2 separate regions of the Mus musculus genome follow, and region 2 is linked to region 1. The links are chromatin loops, found by intact Hi-C in ENCODE. Cell type or tissue: left cerebral cortex. All regions are shown on one strand. Each heading gives the region's core, and the rest is flanking DNA. Links, peaks and the distances in the headings are about the cores only. Region 1 has its middle 23 kb from the start of A930001A20Rik. Region 2 holds the start of Car2 (carbonic anhydrase 2).

Evidence for each region. Peaks named below come from ENCODE experiments on the same cell type or tissue, not always from the same donor. Only the 100,000 strongest peaks of a DNase experiment are listed, where the experiment ranks them.
Region 2: a loop joins it to region 1, with 2.2 times the contacts of the local background. A loop is called at or near these places in 2 of 42 quality-filtered maps.

Annotation. Positions count from the first base shown.
Region 1 is chr3:14,947,064-14,949,984 of GRCm38, reverse strand. No RefSeq gene overlaps it. Among named protein-coding and RNA genes, the nearest start is that of A930001A20Rik, 23 kb to the left of the region's middle. In left cerebral cortex, for the core only: no CTCF peak of the experiment used is centred there; a DNase peak (open chromatin) is centred at 1,376; H3K27ac peaks cover 570 bases.
Region 2 is chr3:14,884,766-14,887,686 of GRCm38, reverse strand. It overlaps Car2 (carbonic anhydrase 2), which reads right to left and starts at 1,399. Exons shown (of 7, transcript NM_009801.5): 1 at 901-1,399. The coding sequence starts at 934. In left cerebral cortex, for the core only: CTCF peaks have their summits at 897 and 1,514 (motif pointing left); DNase peaks (open chromatin) are centred at 995 and 1,459; H3K4me3 peaks cover 1,685 bases; H3K27ac peaks cover 1,828 bases.

The DNA.
Region 1 (2,921 bases), core at 290-2,789:
ACACAGGTTTCATTTTTCTCAAGTCCCTTCATATCTCCAAGAGACAAGGACCGCTCAGATGTATTTGCATCAAGAAATGGAGAGTTGATCATTTCTGCTCTAATTAAATTTTTATATATTTTGATTATATTTCTTGCCCTCCTCTAACTCCTCCCAGGTTCTTCCCACATTGATTTCCACCCAGCTTTATGTTTTCTCTCTTTCCTTCAAAGACAAACAAACAAAAAGCAAAAAGCAAAATCAAATAAACAAAAGCAATAAAGACCAAAACAAACACGCAAAAGACCAAGGCCAATAATATTTGTAAAATTGACAAAATGAAACAAAAGTATACACACACACACACACACACACACACACACACACACACACACATGCTCATTTCATGTTAGACAACTACTGTTTGGAGTACAGATAACACACTCCATCGGAGAAAATTGATTTCCCTCTGCTGGCCAGCATCAATTGCAAGTAGCTTTTGGATTAAGGGTAGGACCCCATTTCCAAATCTTCCTCTTAGTGCTGAAAACATATTTGCTTCAGCCTGTGCAGAACTTGTGCATTGTGCCAGCCTCTGTGAGTTCATATACTCCTCAGTTCAGTTGTGTCTGGAGGTGTTGCTGTCTTGACATCATGGATCACCTCTGGCTCTTATAAGAAATCTTCTTCCTCTTATGCATAGATATCTGAACCTTGAAGGAAGGGTCTTGTTTAAGGCATCAGTAATGAGTGCTCCAAAATCTCTCTTTTTTTCTATAGATTGTTCAGTTGAGAGCCTCTAGATTAATTTTCATTTATTGGAAAAAAAAAGCTGAAGAATCTATAATTTAATGTGAAAGCATTCCTAGTAAAGAACTGGCTTTATTGCAGTACCAGAGTTATTATAACCTGCTATGCTCCTATAATTAAGCCTATGTCTAAATGCGTATATCATGACTTCTTATGCAATGTCATAAATTGTTTCTCTTGGTTTCGTTACTAATGTTGCAGTAACAGCACTTTAAAAAATTCCCTTCATTGTAAATAAACAATGTTCTTACTTTATAAAAGATTATTTGTTAGTTTGGAAAACAAACTACCTTTTTTATAATGTTAGAAATGTGTATTTTGATTTTAAATAAGTCTTTTGTGATGTACTTGTGTGTGAACTAGGAACTGTTGAGTTTAACAACTGAGTCTTATTTTAAAGAAGAGAAAGATGGGAGAGAATACAAAAAAGAAAGTCTATTATTGGGGAAGAACGTATTTTTCAACAAGCCATTAAGAAAAACCAGAAAAATAAAAAGACATTCTTGTGAACAACTAGAGGCAGTTGTGAGGCAGGCCAATTTCCCAATTGAAACTGCTCCAAATGGAAAGACACTCCAGCTAAGCTGAAGGCACTGGCACCTCTCCCAGTTGCCCTGGTTACTGAACCCTTCCTAATCTTAATGGTTTTATAATATCAAAGTCACATGAAAATAACACACACTTTCTTTGGAAATTAAGGTCTGTATGCATGGTGAAGGACAAGAACCTGCGGACAGATGTTTAGGTAATCAACTCAAAACGGTACTTGCTGTGACTGCTGTAACTTTTGCTACAGGTTCTCACACATCTCTGAATCACCAACATCTGATTCAATAGGTGTTGAACGTTACTTTGGACTCTTTATTTCAATAAGAAAATTTCTGGTCCATGAGTCATGGACCACCCTTCCTTGCATCCAATACTGATGTAGATGAATTACATATTCATGAGTCTTCTCTATTGTTTAGACTGTGAGTCATGTGAAGTCCTGCAAAGGGCAACAGGGAAGTTTTCCTCCTTGTGAATTGTCTTGACTGTTACCTGTGGCCACTTCTACGTTGACCAATTTTTCTACTTTTACTGCCATCAAACGAATCCAAGTTGGTTAAAAAATCTATTAGTTACAAGAGCTAATGGGAATATTATTGTCTGAACTATGTATGAAACCACCCAGTTAATATTTATAAAAGTTCAAAAGGTTATTACAGATTTCTAGGCTTGAGAAATGGCTTGTCATGAAGGATGTTATCCTTAGGGGGTAAAATGGGAAGCTCCCATCTACGTCACTAACTGTTAAGTAGAAGTTAGTAATCCTTCTATCATAGGCACACTACCCTTACTACCTCCAGAGTGCTACACAGAGGTCCGTCCTTTGAAGATATGAGCATCTGTTGCAATGGAAAAGATAACAGATTTCTCCCTCCTGGAGTTCGAGAACTCATGAGTCATCTCTCACCTTGCCATGGGACAAGAAAGAAAACCAGAAACAGAAATCCCTGAAGTCATAAGGACTTCTTTCAACTAAGTAAACCAAATGATCAACATTTTTGTTCCAAAGACAACAAAGCAAATATTCACTTGCATCACATTTTAGTTTTAAAAATTGGAATATTTTACTTTGATTTTTGCAAAATAATATAACTATTAAAAATGAGAAGAATATTAGAGTTGGATGTTCCTATAACCTCAGAGAATAATATTTATAATGAATCCACCAGGGAGGACTGGTCACTTTATATTACTATTGAATTATTATTCATTTAATATTGTATGGGTTATTAAAAATAAAAAGATACTACAAAATATTTTTGTTAACTATTTCAATGGTCATACAAGTGGTAATTTGTTTGAAAAAAAATTTAGGCCAAATAGTTTGAAGTACTTGCTGTGTATGGTCCAGAATGACAAGCACAAATTATATTGCTTTAAACCCTTAAGGACTATTTTTATTAAATAATCCCAAACTTTTTCAGAGATATCAAAATGTTTCAAGAATCATATATACAGCTTCCTGGTAGTGATAATAGTAAAAACATACATAAAGACCTACAGAAAAATGTTTCCTGGTCTTTTACCCCAGGTGTCTTAGTTAGAGTTTTACTGCTGAGAACAGACACCACAACCAAGGTAAA
Region 2 (2,921 bases), core at 184-2,683, 62 kb after region 1:
GTCCTTTTATTTGTAACATGGGGTAATAATATTCCAAGTCTACCTCATAAGGCCAACACGAAAATTAGAGTCAATATACATCTATTTCTTAACATTGTCAGACAAGCGTTAGCAATTTTGAGATCTTTTCACTCAAATTCGGTGACTAATACTAGACAGAACTACTGAAAACAGAGTGGTCTGACTGGGGATATAAGCCCTCTTGTGACTGAGTTTGGAACATAGATTCTAAGGCATTATAACAGGTCTGAGAACCTCGTGCTGCCACACTAGGTGACAGTAAAGACCGTATAGACCAAAACTCAGGCTCAGGCCCCTCCTTTAGAACTATCTTTGCTGGGAAGTTCACACAACCACAAGCCAGTGCACCTTCTTTTCCCCTCAGATGGCGTCATATACCAAGGCCTTTGATCTGGAAGACGTCTAGGTATCTGCGATTGACCTTCTAACACTAGAAGTTGAAAGATGCATGGAAAACTCGCAATTAGACCCAAACGGGCTCCAGAAGATGCCACAACAAAGTGCGCTGGGAATCTTAGCCACAGTGCAGCAGATACAGACGTGAAGGGGACAAGTGTTTCCCCTTAACCTTTCTGCTACACACAAGTAAAATGTTAGTTACAACCCTTGCTCGATTCTGCCTAGGTTAGCCTTGGGTGACCGGCTGTGGTCCCGATAGGTATTGTCGTCGGGTGTTGCGTTGGGTTATCCCTCCCAACCCCTGTGCGCGGCCAAGCAAGTTTGAGATCAGATCCTAGAGAGCGCTCTGAGTCGGGCGCCAGGGACGTACCAGAGCGGAGACCCGGCATCCAAGCTGCGCTCCGGGATCTGCGGAGCGAGGCAGGTGCCTGAGCCGAGACCCGGAGCGCGCGGCCCGGAGCGCGCGGCCTCCCCACTCACCGTTGTGCTTGCTGTATCCCCAGTGGTGGGACATGGTCACGCCGGTGATTGGGGCAGAGCAGAAGTTGTCGTCCGTCTAGCGGTCCTGCAGTGTGTGTCGCGGGTCGCACCGTCCGGCTTTTATAGGCTCCCGCCAACTTGGTGCTCTGGGCGGCCCAGGGGAGGGACCGAGTGGACCTGAGCAAGGGGAGGAGACCGTGGAGGTGGCGGACGGAGGTGACAGGCAGAGGTGACAGGCGGAGGCCTCGGTGTTCGAGGGCCCCCGCACCTTGCTTGGGGCGGGGCGCCCTCCGGCTGCTCTCCGCTTCTGCGTCCGACCCGCTCTGCAGCAGCTGCGCGCTCTCCAGCTCGCCCCGGCGCTGCGCAGCCTCGCGGGCCGGCGCCCCTACTCCCCAGCCCCATTGTGAGCACCGACCTGGTCACCCGCCCGCACAGCGGGGCTCCGCTTCCCAGAGCTGGCGGGCCAGCCGGCCACCCGGCCGCGGCCCGCACGCACGCGGCTGCGGAGTTTGACCTTGGGCGGGGAGCGTCCTAGAGGCTCCGGGAGCGGGGATCCTGGAGCCGGGAGCGGGAAGCGGGGGGGCCCCCTGCTGCCGGGCTGCGGGAAGACGACCCGGCTTTGCCGCCAGGGCGCCCTCCAGCTTCCCGCTTGCTCCACAAATTAACCCTAGGCACCGAACTGTTGATGTAACATAACCAACAATTCTCAAAAATCGCTTTGCTTTTTGGAATTGGATTTTAAAAATGTCTTCCAAGGAGATGAGAACTTCCCCTTCCTGGCAAAGGAATTTGTATTTGACAAGCCGAAACCAACCCCCCCCCCCCAAAACAAAACAAAACAAAAAACACAAAACTTAAAAAATAGAAAAGAAAGGTAGCTGTATGGCTTCCCAGGGACCGTGGGTGTCCCGGGGACACACCTTTCAATGTTCTTTTTGTGTATTTTTATTTAAACATTTCTCTTCACCTAACACTTTTTTTCTTATTTGACTTTGAGAACAATTTTTTTGTATTGAATCTATTGTGGACCTGAGGCCATATTATTTAGAATTCAAATTGAGAAGGGTACAGTTTTTTTGTGTTTCTATGGAGGCACCTAGACATCACATTACCTATATATTAGAATCTATGTGTAAGTATAATGAAAAATATCTGACTACATTTTAAGTGTTCTCAGACTCATCATGTGCCTTTATTTCACCCAGTGCCACACAAAGATGATGCACATGTAGATCTCCTTGTTCTTATACTAAGACTCAGAAAATTATGGTCTTCTCTATACAAGACTCTTCAGGTTGATGTCAAAAGAAATTTTTGATGAAGAATGTTTTATAGGACCATTACAAAGTGCAATTCACAAATAGTCCCTTGCATCTGTGACACTAGAGATGCACAATTTGCTAGGGGTTTCCCATTTCCTGTTCCATTACTACCGTGCGTGGAATAAGAACAGATTTTGATGAAGTGCTTCTCAAGGCTTCAGACCCCACCAATTCTGGTTGCAGCTACGGGAATCCTCATCCTGTCTGGTACGTTTTAGTGGGAGCCAGGCTCCTGCTAGGGAGTCTCCTTGCCCACCTTTGGACAGTCAAGAGAGCATCAGGTATTATATCTCATATTCATTTTCTTTTCAAATTACAGAGGCTGTAGGCATTTTCTTTCTGTCAGGTCTTCATGATGGAGATGACTTCATAGTATCATGTGGATCAGTCACTGTCTAGCTCTGCTGTACTGGGGACATTCCTCCCAGGCAGTCATTCACTGGCTGCCAGATAGTAACACTGGGCTTGTAAAAATAAAACCAATGCTTATGTATTCATGTTTTTAGAGGGAAGAAATGTACTTCCTTCTAACCCAGGAGGTGGGGGAAATTTATGTATATATGTATGTATATTCATATGTACATATACATATTCATATGTACATATACACACATATATTCATATATATGGGTATATATAACATAATCAGAAAAAAAACATATAAAGTTACTAAGACATGTTCCAATTATGATAACAAAA